2 separate regions of the Homo sapiens genome follow, and region 1 is linked to region 2. A link is a contact called in ENCODE Hi-C or POLR2A ChIA-PET data. All regions are on one chromosome and are shown on one strand. The core of a region is the stretch at or near the end of the contact, and the rest is flanking DNA. Distances in the headings are between cores, read along the strand shown.

Evidence for each region. A loop is a pair of places that touch in the nucleus more often than their neighbours do. ChIA-PET counts read pairs that join two places held with the same protein, here RNA polymerase II (POLR2A). Pooled maps may share reads with other maps.
Region 1: a loop to region 2 is called in a map of OCI-LY7, with 4 times the contacts of the local background. The contact joins two enhancer-like sites. A Hi-C loop is called at or near these places in 1 of 168 maps with a recorded cell type or tissue (OCI-LY7) and 8 of 50 pooled maps. POLR2A ChIA-PET finds 5 or more read pairs at or near these places in 2 of 52 experiments (H1 and OCI-LY7).

What each region holds. Positions count from the first base shown.
Region 1 is chr6:14,544,046-14,551,245 of GRCh38, reverse strand. No RefSeq gene overlaps it. Among named protein-coding and RNA genes, the nearest start is that of LINC01108, 260 kb to the right of the region's middle. Within about 2 kb of position 1,870, at least 3 of the 41 ENCODE cell types and tissues checked have a DNase peak (open chromatin) inside an H3K27ac peak, as active enhancers do; they include OCI-LY7, where a contact is called at or near this core.
Region 2 is chr6:14,658,588-14,666,147 of GRCh38, reverse strand. The region is part of intron 1 of LOC101928354 (a long non-coding RNA gene); the gene reads left to right. It overlaps LOC102724463 (a long non-coding RNA gene), which reads right to left and starts at 6,997. Exons shown (of 3, transcript XR_926514.4): 1 at 4,298-6,997; 2 at 3,827-3,939; 3 at 885-1,102. RefSeq lists enhancers at 4,664-4,783, 4,874-4,953. Within about 2 kb of position 1,892, at least 7 of the 41 ENCODE cell types and tissues checked have a DNase peak (open chromatin) inside an H3K27ac peak, as active enhancers do; they include OCI-LY7, where a contact is called at or near this core.

The sequences.
Region 1 (7,200 bases), core at 621-3,120, 110 kb after region 2:
TTAAAGGCATGTGACTCCTTTGAAAGTCACCCTTGTTGAGCTTGGAGAAAGTGCTGGAGAAGAGAATGCTACTGGATTCGCTCCACCAGAGCCCTCTGAGTCACACTTAAAATTAGATGGGGCAGTAAGAGTGTAGCTCAAGGGGAACTGTATCTGCCTAAATTAATGCTGACCTTGTTGGAATAACTCGCACTCTTCAGTATCTGCAGCTGTGGAGTCCCGAGGGAGTTGTCTGGCTACATGTGATTTTACATATCTGACAGCTAAGTCAGAGATCCAAATGCCAAATCCTGCACTCAGGAACATTATGTGGATTTGTGACACTCCCAAGGGGACTTTGGATCCATAAAGCAATGAATGGATTACAATGAGGCATAAATATAGCATTTTCATCTGTGACATACAATCTTGCTCTATTATTTCTCACATTGTTATGTGAAGGAAATCTATACCCACTCTCTCAGGTCTGTTCTCAGAAATTAAAAGAATGAAAAAGAGGTCTAAGAAAAAAAAAAAGCCTCTTGATGCATCAGGAATAAACTAAGAATAGGGTGTGGTAATTCCATGGAGGTAATTTGCAATATAGGGTAAACTCTGAGATCACGCGCATTATCAGGAAACAGCGATCTCAGGCCAGCATGTCAGCTCAGTCACCAACTAGCCAGTTGGCTTGGAGCAAATCACTTCATCTCTCTGGTCCTCAGTGTCCTGATTTGTCCAGTGGACTTCAATGTTAAAGGCATGTACTCTCAAGAATGGGCAAGATGATCCACTGTGTGGTGCCAGAAGAAAATATTAGAACTTTTTTTACACTTTAAAAATGTCTAATTTTGTGTATGTTTTTAAAATGCCCATTTATATTAGTACACATCTATTGTCTATAAATGAATAAATAGGCATATATTGGAAAGTTATATGCAAAAATGCATTCCTGCTAAAAGCATGGGAACAAGAAGTTTGGAGGCCACTGATTCAACCCATCAAGGTTCTACTGTAGATGGGAAGGCCCCTTTGTATCTGGTAGTCCATGATTCTGTGAATTTGAGAATTCTCTCACTTGTTTTCCTGAGATCCCCCACTCCCCATCAGGGCTGAGTACATCAGCTGTCCAAGGAAAAAGTTGTGTGCCCATTTGCGATGCGCCACAGATGTGTGGGCTCAGAAACCACAAGATGCTATTAGTGGACCTCTTGAAGTTGTGCCTTCCATATCAAGAGTCATGCAAATAATTATAATAACTTTCATTTGCTTCGTACAAGAGAGCTCACAAATCAGTTTCATAAGTAATTTCACATATGTTTCACTGAGAACTTCAGAACAGGTATTTTCCTAGGTATGAGAAAAGAGGTACAGAAACAGCTACCCACCTGGTATGCGACAAGGCTGCCACCCAAATTCTGCTCTCCTGATAAAGATTCCAGGGCTCTCTGCACTTATAACCAAGTACAAATACGCTCCCTGGATCCCAGGGGGAATTAGGTGGTGGTGTGTGAGGAGAGCAGTGTAAACGCAACCCCCAGCTACTTACAAAGAACGGCAGTGCTTGGGGCCCACAGTGGGAGGATCAATAGCATCATTCGTGTGTACACAAGACCTCCCATTATTCAGGGAGGCCTGGCAGAGGGAGAAAAGCAGATGCATGGGCTCCTCGTGCCACCAGCTGTCATGGCTTGCTACGCTGCAGTTCCTGACAAGTGCTGTTGTGACAGTCTCTCTACACAGTTGCAGGGAGCAGCTTGATGGGAACAGCAGCAAAAAGCCTTGTTTACAGAGGTGTGAGAGAACAAAGAGCACGTATATACTTAAGAGAATGTAATTTCAAGGACTTTGGTCCTGCCAGGTGTGGTGGCTCTGGAGGACAGCAGGTACTACCACATCTGTGAACTGGTCACCCTGTGCCCTGCCAGGAAATGGGACTTGAGGTGCAGGAGAGAAGCTTTCCCTGTTCCTTGTCTTCATTCAGTCTTGTGATAATGACCTGCAGAAACGTTTATCCTTTTTCCTCTAAAGTGGCGTTATGGCAGCTAAGACGTGTAATATTTCACCGCTAACCATGATGGCTCTTACGGGGTTGTAATAGAATTTAAATGTTTGTTTCCTCCTCTGCATTGCAAATCTCTTAAGGGTAGATATCCTGACTTGTTTATTTCTATATCCCCAGACCTTTCCCCTACCGAGTCTAACCCATAGAAGATATGTAATACTTGTCTATTTAGTGAAGGAACTGTAAATATATTTACATATTGGCTGTCCTTTTGGGAACTTCTTTTTTTTTTTTCCTGCATTAGCCTTAAAGTAGGACTCAACACATTAAAATTCACCATAAAGGATTACTTTAATGAATACTTGCCATGATGCGTATCACCAGCAGAGGATTACTATCAGGGTATGTAAAGAATGCCTACAAATCGATAGAGAAAGACACATACTCCAATTGAGAAATGGATGGACCAGCGATTAAACAGGAAATTCAGAAAGAAGGAAACCTAGTCTATACAAATATGAAAAAAGAAAGATTTCCATATTTGTAATGGCAGAAATGCAAGTTCAAGACACTGTAATGCTATTTTACTCCTTTCAGAGTAGCAAGCATTTTAACAACCTGATTTGTTGGCAGTGCTGTAGAGCTGTGAATTCTCTTACCAATGAGTGTACCTTGATACAACCCTGTGGCACCGTCAGGTACCATAGGAATTGTGCACCCCCAGCAGAAATTCCACTCCTAAGATACATTCTACCAGTTTTTCTCAACCATTTATGCAGAGAATGAAGCCCTAATGTCCTGGGGCATCCATTGTGTGAAATGAACTAACTTCTCATTTCTACATCTAGAATGATGTTAGTGATATACCATCCATGGGCAACTTAAAAAAATACTCATTCGAACCATCTTCTGTGTTCTGTGGTTTTGAAATTTTGCATTTATTATTTTTGGACTGCCCTTGACCATGGGTGACTAAAACATTGGAAAGCTAAACTGCGGATAAGAGGAAACTACTGTATTATTATACATTATAATATTAAGTATATTATACATTTATAGAATATATAAAATAATCCATATATTAAAATAGAATACATATAATTATTGTTATTGATATATTTATTCTTTATATTAATCCTTTTATTTCTCTGTGTGTAAAAATAGGTAATTTCAAGAATGTACCATGTTAAAAGAATAATGAAATATACCCCCACCAGTCCATTTGTACTGATGCAGTTGTGATGAATGACTCCTCTTATGAAGGGAAAGAAGTTTTTCTTTCCTCAAGTTTTTCTTGAGCAAATTATTTTAGACAGAATCTGATCATTTCACTCCCCAGTTCAAAAATGTATGCTGGTTTTTGAGTGCTGCTCGACAGAGTCTAAATTCTGAAGTCTGGTGTTCAAAGTGCTCCACAAGCTGGGTCCAGACCAATTTAGAAGCAGTGCTTCAATCTCTTGTCTTCAAGCACTTTACATTCCATTCAGATTGGAGTGTTTGCCATTTTCCAGACATACCCCCATGCTTTTCCATTTCATGCTGTTGCTGATCCCATTTTCACTTCCTGAGAACTCCTTCCCTCATTCATGCAATTTGACGTTACATACCAAAGCCTTAATAACATGCTTACTCTTTGACACAACAATTCTACCAGAAAAATAATTCGGGTTGTGCGTAAAGATTTAGCTTGAGGATGTTTACTCTAGCATTGTTTCGAATGTCAAAATATTAAAACTAACCTTAATGTCCTCAGGGGATGTTTAAATAAATCCACTGCACATGGAACACAGTGCGTAAAAGCATAGGCTCTGGAACTAAAAGGCAGACTACCCCAGCCAAGTCCCTGTTCTGGAACATTCTAGCTCTGTGATCTTAGCCTTTCTGTGTCTGCATATTCCTAATCTGTAAAATGGGAATAAACCAATATTTCCTTCACAGAGTTGTCAGGGGGATTTAATGTGTCAATATTTGTTAAAGCACTTAGAATACTATCCGGCATATTGTAAATTCATTTGTAATTGGCTGATGTTTCTCATCCATAAACCCTTGAGGTAAGGAAATGTTGCAGTCTATTTTGATGTCCTGGTTAAACCTGACATTGTACTAAGAATGAGTAAGGGTTAAAGGCAGGAGGGGTGGTCCAATCTTTTGGCTTCCCTGGGCCACACTGAAAGAAGAAGAATTGTCTTGGGTCACACACAAAATACACTAACACTATTGCTAGCTGATGAGCTAAAAATAAATCACAAAAAAATCTCATGATGTTTTAAGAAAGTTTATGAATTTTGGGGGGCTGCATTCAAAGCCGTTCTGGGCTGCATGTGGCTTGCAAGAGTGGGTTGGCCAAGCTTGGTTAAAGATATATGCAAGAATCACCGCCATTCTAGCTGAGTGCTTTTTAATTGGGGGTTCTAAAGTAGTGAATTTGAACTTGAATAATTCGTGGCAGGTGGCAGGAGAGTGAAGTAGGAGAACCCCAGGGTTGGAAAGTGAGTTTTATAAGGAAAGTATGAAGAAACTGGTTTGTTCTAGAAAGCCAAGTCGCTCTAGAAGGAGTACGGAGTAATAGATTATTAGAAGTACTTGGGTTCTGGAGTTAGAGCAAGCCACTCTAAACTTGAACTGTACCACTAACTACGTGGGTGGCTTTAGGCCAATTTCTTTCACCTCCAGCCTAGGGTTTCTCTTCTGTTGAAGAAGTGCAATAAGATCCACCCTTATGAGCTTATCGTAAGGTTTAGAAAGAATAAGTAGTTCATGTTCCTATGTTCCAGGCACTGGTCTAAGCTCTTTTCATATTATCTCACTTAATTCACACAACATCCCATGGGGTACTACTGTGGGTTGAACTGTGTCTTCTGAAAAGATCGTATTGAAGTCCTAATCCTAGGTACCTGAGAATGTGACCTTATTTGGAAATAGGATCTTTGGAAATGTAATTACATTAAAATGAGGTCATACTAGGTTACGATAGGTGCTAAATTCAATATGCCTGGTGTCTTGTAAGAGGAGAAGGCACAGACACAGGGCAAACATCATGTGGTGAGAGAGGCAGAGATTGGAGTGATACAGCTGTGAGCCAAAGAATGCCAAGGCTTGACGGCCACCACCAGAAGCTAGAAGAGGAAAGGAAGGAGTCTTTCCTGGAGCGTTCAGAGAGAGCGCATGGACCTGCTGACACCTTGCTATGGAACTTCTGGCCTCCAGGACTGTGAGAGGATAAATTTCTGTTGCTTAAGCTGCCCAGTTTGTGATGACTTGTTTCAGTTGCTCTAAAAAACAAATACAGATACCATTATTTTCCCTGTCTTACAGATGGAGAAACTGAGGCAAAGAATAAGCAAGTAACCTACCCAAGTTCTCACATAACTAGTAAGCTAACCAGGGTTTAAAAGCAGGGCAAACTATGGAGTCTGTGCTCTTAATTATTAGCTGATATTCAGTTGGGTTCTGGGTGATTTCATCATTTTCCTGGGGAACACAAAGTTTTTATTTTCAGCTCTTAAATGTTGATATACTTCACCATCCACCATCCCCAAGAGGCATTATTCTGTGGAAGGAGAGTGATCTCGTCACATGGTTATCTGAAGTCCTGTCCTCATTAGCCCAGCTGAGTCTACGTTCAAATCATGCAACTTTTACAATATTCACACAGCCAAGCTTCCAGCCCAGCTGGGTCACAGCAGGCTGGTGACAGAGACTCTTCCTCCATGGATCTTGGGTAGAATCCTCAAATGGCTTCTTCAGGTGATACCAGAGAGAGGCCTACCTCCTAAGACTGGCTGTGCTTCCTCTAATAACTGTATCACAGCAACTATGGATAAAGCAAACTGCTATAGGCAGAATATTTTACAGTGACTGTTAGAGGGCCCTACTGACTTAAAGAGAGAACAAGAAAGAGAATAAATGAAATCTGAATTACTCCCAAATTCCATTTCATCCAAAAGCTTTACCTTCCTCTTTCATCAAAATGATTTTCTCAACTGCAACCATTAGAAAGATTTTCAGATTTCAGCATCATATGTATTTACTTCTCTCTCTCTCTCTCTCTCTCTCTCTCTCGATACTCAGGAAAATGCATGCCCGAGAGAAGAGCAGAGGCAATCCAAAACTGGATTTCCAGTCTAGAATCTTCTAGGTTTTTCTTAATCAGTTAAACCTTAAAAGACACAAAAGCTTACTAAGCAGCTACCATCTATTTTTCTGTTTCTTTTGGCCTGATAATCTTCAGTTTTACCAAGAACCCACCCCCAATCTGATTCCCTTGAGAATGTGCACTGGCTCTTGGCTTTTGGATGCAGGGCAAAGAGAAGCTTATTCATTGCCCTCTGCAGGCACCAGGCTGCAGCAGGTTGTTATTCAAGTTGATAAGGCTTCCATCCCTGGGGAAAAACTCCATCTTGCCAACCGTGACCCTGACTCAGGGTGTAAGCTGAGCCCAGGCACACCTGTACATCTGACAGATGAGGCAGGCTCTGAAAAGCCTCTGCTGACAAGCTTATCGGAGTGCAGACACCTGCAGAGGGGCCCACACCTTTCTTGGTGAGGGCTCCAAAAGCAGCCTTGATTCATCAAGTCTGTGTACTCGGTTGAAGAGAGATTACTTGGAGAATCAAAAAGGGGTTGAATTATGCCAAGACCAAAAATCATGCTTGGAAGGAAATATAGCCATTCATTCATATCATGGCTCTGTTTGATGGAATTCGTTAACATACCCTTCACTGGGTTTTGTTCCAGATAAAATCCTATCTTTGTCTTGGGGAGATAAGGGTGAGGACAAAGACAATTTAGATTGATTAAGCCTACTATGTTGCCTGGCACAAGAGGAGGTGTTTTATATTTAGCATCCTGTTTAATCTTCCCGAGAACCCATGTGATGAAAGTGCTGTTATCTTGATTTTACAGAGAAGAAAACTGAGCCTTAGAGAGCTTAAGTCACTTTGCAAGATTGCACATCTAATTAGTGGCAAGGCAGGATCTGAAAGGGTTCTCCCAGCGTTTTATGTCCACTAGCAGCTGTTCCCAAGCATACGAACTCAGGAAACCCAAAGCCCAGGGGTTTGGGGACAATTAATTATGTTTGTGGTCCTTCATGAGTGGGGCTCATGTTGCTATGTGTTGGCTGTATGGGGGAAGGTTGACCTGAGGCATGACCCTGTTACCCAGAATTCCAGGCAGATGGTGCAGAATGGCCCGGAATGGCCCAAGTCAAAGCT
Region 2 (7,560 bases), core at 643-3,142:
TTTAGAGCAAGCAGGCAGGAGTCCCACCAGCTAACGTTATGACTGAGAAGTGGTCGTTGAGTCATATCTGCATAGTCCGCCTGGGGTGCGGGGTCAGGGTGAGTCAAGTGGGCTGTGTCTATATGTCCCATAGGAAGTTGGCTGCCAGGAGGCAGTTGTGTAAGGCAGATACGTGGATTCATCACATTGAGGAACTGGGAGGAGGCAGAGAACTGGAAACTGTTTCACATGCTTCTGGTATGAGAAAGTCCAACTTATATTTAAAATGGATGATGAAACATAATATCTATATATATTTTTCTGAGATGGAGTTTCACTCTTGTTGCCCAGGCTGGAGTGCAATGGCACGATCTCTGCTCACTGCAACCTCCGCCTCCCAGGTTCAAGCGATTTTCCTGCCTCAGCCTCCCGAGTAGCTGGGATTACAGGCATGCGCCACCACACCCGGATAATTTTGTATTTTTTTCTTTTTTAGTAGAGACAGGGTTTCTCCATATTGGGCAGGCTGGTCTTGAACTCCCGACCTCAGGTGATCTGCCCGCCTTGGCCTCCCAAAGCGCTGGGATTACAGGCCACCGCACCCGGCCCCATAAATTTGTAAGACCTTGCTACACTTGTGTTTGACTATTTTCATAATGAAAAGTTAGAAATAAGAATGCACTCTCAGAGAAAGTCCCAACATTAAGAGAAGGTTGTGTTTAGTCCATCCCCTCGGCTTTGCCCCATGGGGACCCACCTGAACACACGCTAGCCAATGTGGGTTCTGTTTTCTGCCCTGGAGCCTGTCTGTAACAGGAAGCTCAGGAGTGAGTAGAGATGAATAGAAGGGTCAGGCCCTGTCCTCATGTTAATTAGCTATTCATCGTAAGGAATGGATTAACTGATTCATGATTTTCATAAATTTATTGGCCCTCCAGTTAATGAAGATCCTAATGCAGTATCTTTTGGCATACATCATTCCTTTGCGGGACTGGCTTGTCCCTTTCGGCAGACTGCCGAGCTTGGCTATGCAGAGAATGACAGCTGCTCACATTTTGGGCTTGAGGGAACTGGTGTGTCCTGTACAGAAGGTGGAAGGAGGCGGGAAACCTGGAGAAACAGGCTGGAAAGGGTAAAAATGTCCCAGTGAATTAATAATGCATGTGCACTTCCAGCACGCAGGCTGGCACTGAGAGGCTTGCTGTTTTCTGTCGACATCTGCACATCAGGATAATGGTTTTGAAGGGTTAACCTAGGGCTACTCTGTCTCTCCTTCCAGCTCCATCATTCTCCTTTTGCCAGCCCCTCCCTCCCCCAAAGCAGCCAGGCCATCTAATGCTTGTTGCCTCAGGGGACGGATGTGGTAGGAGGGAAAGCAAATAGCCTGGGTGCCTTTTGCTGACTTACACGTGTTTCAAAGGACTGCGCCCTTAGGGAGAAATGTCAGAGGATGAGATTGGCTCCCTACACCCGTCCTCATCCTCAAATCTAGATGAGGTTTCCCTGGGGTTAAGAAAGAAGGAAAGACAGTGGGTAAAGCATGATCTTATGGAGAGAGTAGCCTGCATTCTACTTCCTGGAGCTGGCTGCAGAGTCAGACCAGGATGGGGGCGGGGGGCCTCAGCAGACATTGCAGAAACTCCCAAGCCCCAGTGTGGCACAGGCCAGGCCAGGACGATTCCCCCCGCCCTCCACTCATCTGTGCTTAGACTGGTCAGGAGAGCCAGTGGGCCAGGAAGGCAGACAGAGGCAAAGGATGTCTCAGGGGACCTGTGGGCCAAAGGCTGCCTCAGCAGCCACCTGCACAGGCAGGTGGCAGCAAGAACCAGGTGACAGCCCCTTTGACATTGCACTAGGCTGCACTAGGCCCCCCAAGGCCGAGATGCATAGCCATTACATCAAAAACATCCCAGTGGAAGAGAGCAACAGTAGGTAGTTGTACATGATCTCATATACGTACTATCACTCAAGACAAAAACAAAACAAAAAACCACCGAAACCTCAAACCAAAATATACCAAAATATACAAACAGAAAAACCACTCTCTTCCTAAGTAAAAAAACAGACATTCTTTAGCATCCAAATGAACTCAGAAAATTAGAGAAATACAGAATAACACAAAGAAGAAAATGAAATCTACCTATCAGTTTATCAAATATATATCATTTTAATATTTTTATGCCTGTATTGTATAGATGAAAAAAATTGAACTCATACTGTATATGCCTTTTGTATCTTGTTTTATTCACTTAAACAGTGAACATTTTCCTCTTCTATTAAATACGCTTCTCTAAAACACTTTTAAAATTTAGCCAATACCTTGTATTGGTGTTTTAGGTTGTCCCAAGTTTTGTTATGTACATTATGTTTTTATGACAAATAACCCTTGGACATAAATGATTTTGCACATCTCTGTGTTTTTAAGCCATTAAATATAGTCATGTACCATGTAATGATGTGGCAGTTAATGATGGACTGCATATATGATGGTGGTACCATAAAATTATAATACAATATTTTTACTGTACCTTTTCTATGTTTATTTTTTTAATTTATTATTATTATTTTTTGAGACAGAGTCTTGCTCTGTTGCCCAGGCTGGAGTCCAGTGGCGTGATCTCTGCTCACTGCAACCTCCAGCTCCTGGGTTCAAGCAATTCTCATGCCTCAGCCTCCCGAGTAACTGAGATTTTACAATCATGTGCTACCATGCCCAGCTAATTTTTGTGTTTTTAGTAGAGACCGGGTTTTGCCATGTTGGTCAGGCTGGTCTCAAACTCCTGGCCTCAGGTGATCCGCCTGCCTCAGCCTCCCAAAGTGCTGGGATTACAGGTGTGAGCCACTGCACCTAGCCCTTTTCTATGTTTAGGTATATTTAGGTACACAAATCCTTACCATTGTGTTATAGTTGCCTACAGTATTGAGTACAGTACCATGCTGTGTAGGTTTGTAGCCTAGGATCAATAGACTACACCTTCTAGCCTAGTAGGCTACACCATCTAGGTTTGTGTAAGCTACTCTGTTGATGTTCGCACAACAATAAAATTGTCTAATAGTGCATTTCTCAGAATGTAGTCCTGTTAAGTGACCTGTGACTATATTTTTGAAAGAGTTGTTTATCCTTGTTATCTTCTGGTTGTTTTCCATTTACACTTCTCATTATCTCCTCAATACACAAACGCTGGTCCCCATCACTCTATAGTAATGGATTAGGAAGAGGATAGCATTGACCTCCAGGGTGCAAAGCCAGTGGTCTCTTCTTTGTATTAACTAATGCCCTGGCACTCTCCCTGAAACCCCTGCTCTTTTGACCTCAGGGATGCTATGATCACTTAATTTTCCTCATTCTCCCATGATTCCTCTTTTGCAGCCTCATTTGCTTGCTTATCTTTTTCACGTTCTCTTTAAACTGGCACAACCCAACATGCTCCCATCACCCCTCCTATTCTTCATCCTCTTCCCCCAAAAGGGTCCCCTATGCCTAATGTGCAGAAGACTGTCAGGCACTCCATGCGCTTCCAACAGCTCAAGGACTTACCCATTGCTTATTCTAGAGGCAACTCTGACCCAGGGTAACCCTGCACAAACCAGAGACTCATGCGGTCTAGTTTCAAAGGGAATGCTGAATTTAGGGAAACTGTCTAGCCTCCAAAGGAATTTAAAAATAACCCAAATCCTTTATTCCCATTTTCAAAGATCATCAAAAATGGAATCCAAATACAGAGTTCACAGCAAATGATTCTTCTCCTACTTTGTTCTCCATCCCAGCTTCCCCTGCCAATTATTCAGAGTCTCTTAACTCTTCAAATCCTAGAAAACGCTCTCATCCCTCTCCATCATTCCTTACTCTCATGACTTTCTTCTCCTGATTGCAGGGCTGTCACCATCTTGCACTGCCAGCTGTCCTCTCTGAAGGTTGAACTCCTAACAGAAGTTTCCTCATGTTTGTGGTAGCAGCACCTTGAGAAGTAGAGAAGACAAGAAGAAAAAAGGAGTCAGCACAGATGACAAGCTCTGCTTTTTAGTGTACATGGTCTTCCCCAGTATGCACATTCTTTTCCTATTCTTGACTTATCTCCCTTAACGATAAAATGGCCAAGTTAGAAACCCTAGACACTCTTATTCTCTTTTCTTTCTTTCTTTCTTTTCTTTCTTAAGAGACAGGGTCTCATTCTGTCACCCAGGCTGGAGTACAGTGGCACAACTGTAGGTAGCTCACTGCAGCCTGAAATTCCTAGGCTCAAGTGATTCTCCTGCCTCAGCGACTTCGGAGTGGCTGAGATTCCAAGCTTAAACCATTGTGTCCTGCACTTCTCACTTTCATGGCTGTTATCCTGGGGGTCATCAACTTTTCTAGATCTGATTACAGAAATGTCTCTTCTTTTTTCTTTATTGCTGCTGTTAAAGCTTTGATCCAGATCTTTCTCAAGTCTTAGTTATTTTAGAGTCTGTTAGCTGATTTTCCTGACATGCATCTCTCTCGGTCCTCTAATCTTCCATGTACACTGCTGCTGCTGCTGCTGTGAAGCAGATCTGGTCACCTCAGTCTCTTGGTTGACAATCTTGCATTGCTCCCCATTGCGTGCATATGGCTGAAAGTCCTTTCTTTGGCATCGACAGTCCTTCATATTGTCTTTCCTTCAGGATGTCCCTCTCATTACTCTTCTCCATGGTGCCGCAGCTCTCTCACATTGTCTGTTCACTGCTCCCCAATCCTCCCTTCACTTTCACTCTTTGACTTTCTGTTCATGATGTTTGTACTTCGTGGAACACCCTCCTGCCCTCTCTAGCTGGGTGACTCCTTCACGTTCTTCAAGGCCCAGCCTTGCTGCTTCCTCTTTCATGAAACCACCTCAGTGCTATTTTCCAGCTCAGGGGCTTTCCACTTTGTGCTCACAGGAATTTGTTTGTGCCTTTATGATGTCACTTATCACACTCTGTTTATCTTTCCTACTACATTGTAAGCTCAAAAGCAGGAGCATTATTCGTTTTGGAAAAATCTCCAGTACCCAATCTGTAGAAGTTGCTACATAAATGATGCCTTATTCACACGCAAACAAATTAGTGTTTATTCACCTTCAGCGTGCCTCTTCATCATATTATTGTGTGAAGCCTGAAAGAACCTCTGATTCTTGCTTGAAGGTGGAAGAATTTCACTCTAAACAGCAGCTAGGCTATCTGAATGAGGCAGCAGAGGAAATTTATTGGTGTAGAAAGAATGCAGTGGGGTCAGTGCTGCTGTGCAGCAGATCTTTAGCCAGCTGTAAACAAGCCTGCTATGTGTGAAAATAGAGACTTACAAAGCAGGTGTATTAGAGTACCGTTTTTCATCTTGTCAAAGGAATCATCTTTGCATTTGCTCCTCTTCTCTATTCTGTATCATAATCTGTAACACACAAGGGAATAGCCATTAGAAAATTCTGTCGATTTTCTCTCCTAAATCTCTAATTTGATGACTTTCCTCTATTTCTCCTGCCTATGCTCTCGCTGTTTTCTTTCCTCTTCTAGATTATTGCAACCTGTCTGACTAGCTTCAGGCTTCAGCTTCAATAGCACTTCCTTTCAAACCTTTTCTACCCTCCAAGACTGGGTTAGGTGACTTGCCTGCATGCTCCTATACCATAACTGCCTTTAAAAATTTTTCCTTATCTCTTATCAGACTCCAAGTTTCTTAGCATCCTGAGCTCATTCATCTTTTTACTTCCGTTGCCTGCACATAACAACTGCTCAGTAAATATTTATTGCATGAAGGAATTACAAAAGTATATATCCAAATATTTTGAACTCTTTTGTTTTTGCATGATATCTACTAATTGGAGCAAGACACATTTATATTTTGATGTGGAAAACCAGGCTGCTTAATGAAATGAATTTCACTGGCTTAGCAAGTAGGCGTTTTGTTTCCGCCTTTGTCTTTGACTTTTCAATACCAATTAAGATTTGCATAATGTAAACATGTATTGAGAGTTATGTCTTGGGGTGGGGCTAGGCACTTGCACATCCATTCTCTTTCTTCCCCATAGTTTTTCATCAGTTAATTGCAGATAGTAATTATATCTGTTAGCAAATAGTGCTGTAAAGAGTGACTTTTCATCTTGAAAGAATGTATGTGCTTCCCTAATCACCTGAGTTATTACTAGAATGTTATTTGTCCCCTAGGAGGACTAAGCCAGGTATTGCAGATGGTTTCCCAGTCCCTTAATGGAAACACATCTATCCACCCATCCATTCACAGCCTCAACATTCTCAGAAGAAATCCTCAAGTTTCACATTTTTAAAGAAATGAGGACAAGTGTTATATTTTTAAATACCTTTACAAGTCATTCTCAAAAGCGTTATCTCTTCCTTTCTACCTATGTGAGTGACTTCCAGCAATTTGATTTTGCTTTTAAATTGAACAGGAGGAATTTGTATGAATTCTGAGGGGGATATGAAGTAGCTTTTCAAAATTAAAAGTGAAAAAAAAAAAGACTCCATGAAAAATAGGACCAGAGACAAAACAGAATGTTTTAAGTGAGATTTGTATGCAGGAAAGTGAAAATCAAGTATTGATTCTCCTCTCATTTAGCTGCAGATGAAATCTCCTGGATTCTTGTACCCTCCAGAAAAGAGGGATGGGTTAAGATTCATGCCAGCAAGCCATTCCAGTTCTCCTTGCCTGGCAGCAGCATCCAAGCTAGGATTCCTGGAAGAGAAGTTTGCAGCCCCAGGAAACCAAGGCATTGACCTGGGCTGTCAGTGGCAGCTTAGGCGAGCTACGGAGAAATTACAGATGGAAAGAGGAAATGCTTGTCCTTCTTCCTTTGTCAAACCATGTAAAACAAACTGGAACAAGATGCTGTTCTGTTCTGTTCTGTTCTGAAGATGTGAGTGAGAAGCACTTGTGACAGAAGACATGAATTGAGTGAGATCTTAAAAGATTGCTCACAGGGCAGCGGAAGAGGAGAAGGGAGCTGGAGTCCAATCCTCAAAAGGAAGGAGGGATGAACCTGCATCTGTGATGAGAGAGGCTTGGAATGAGGCCACCAGGCACGTGAAGGGGAAGTTACAGGACTGCCTCTGAGTCGTTTGGCCTCAGGGGATCTTGGCAGCCCAAACATCATTCTCTGTGGTGAGAGATACTAGAAGACCACAAAGCAATGGGAACAGCGGGGCCATGTCAAGTACACCTCCTCCTTTTTGATAAGGTTATTTACTTGAGACCAGAGCTTATAGAGTGTGGACCCTAGAGAGTCTGGGGAGGGTTAAGCTCTGTGTGTTGAGGAGAAGAGAATACATTTTTGTGAGTGTCGGTGCGACGGGTGGAATTGTGTTTCTCCTCAATCCATATGTTGAAGTCCTAACCTCCAGAACCTCAGAATGTGACCTTATTTGGAGATAGGCTCTTTACAAAGGCAATTAAGTTAAAGTGAGATCATGAAGCTGGTCCCTAATCCAATATAACTAGTGCCCTTATTAGAAAAAAAAAAAAAAGCAAGTTTGGACAGAGAGAAACACACATAGACAGAACACAATGCGAATATGAAGATGGCCGCCTGCAAGCCGCAAAGAGAGGCCTGGAATACATTTTTCCCTCACAGC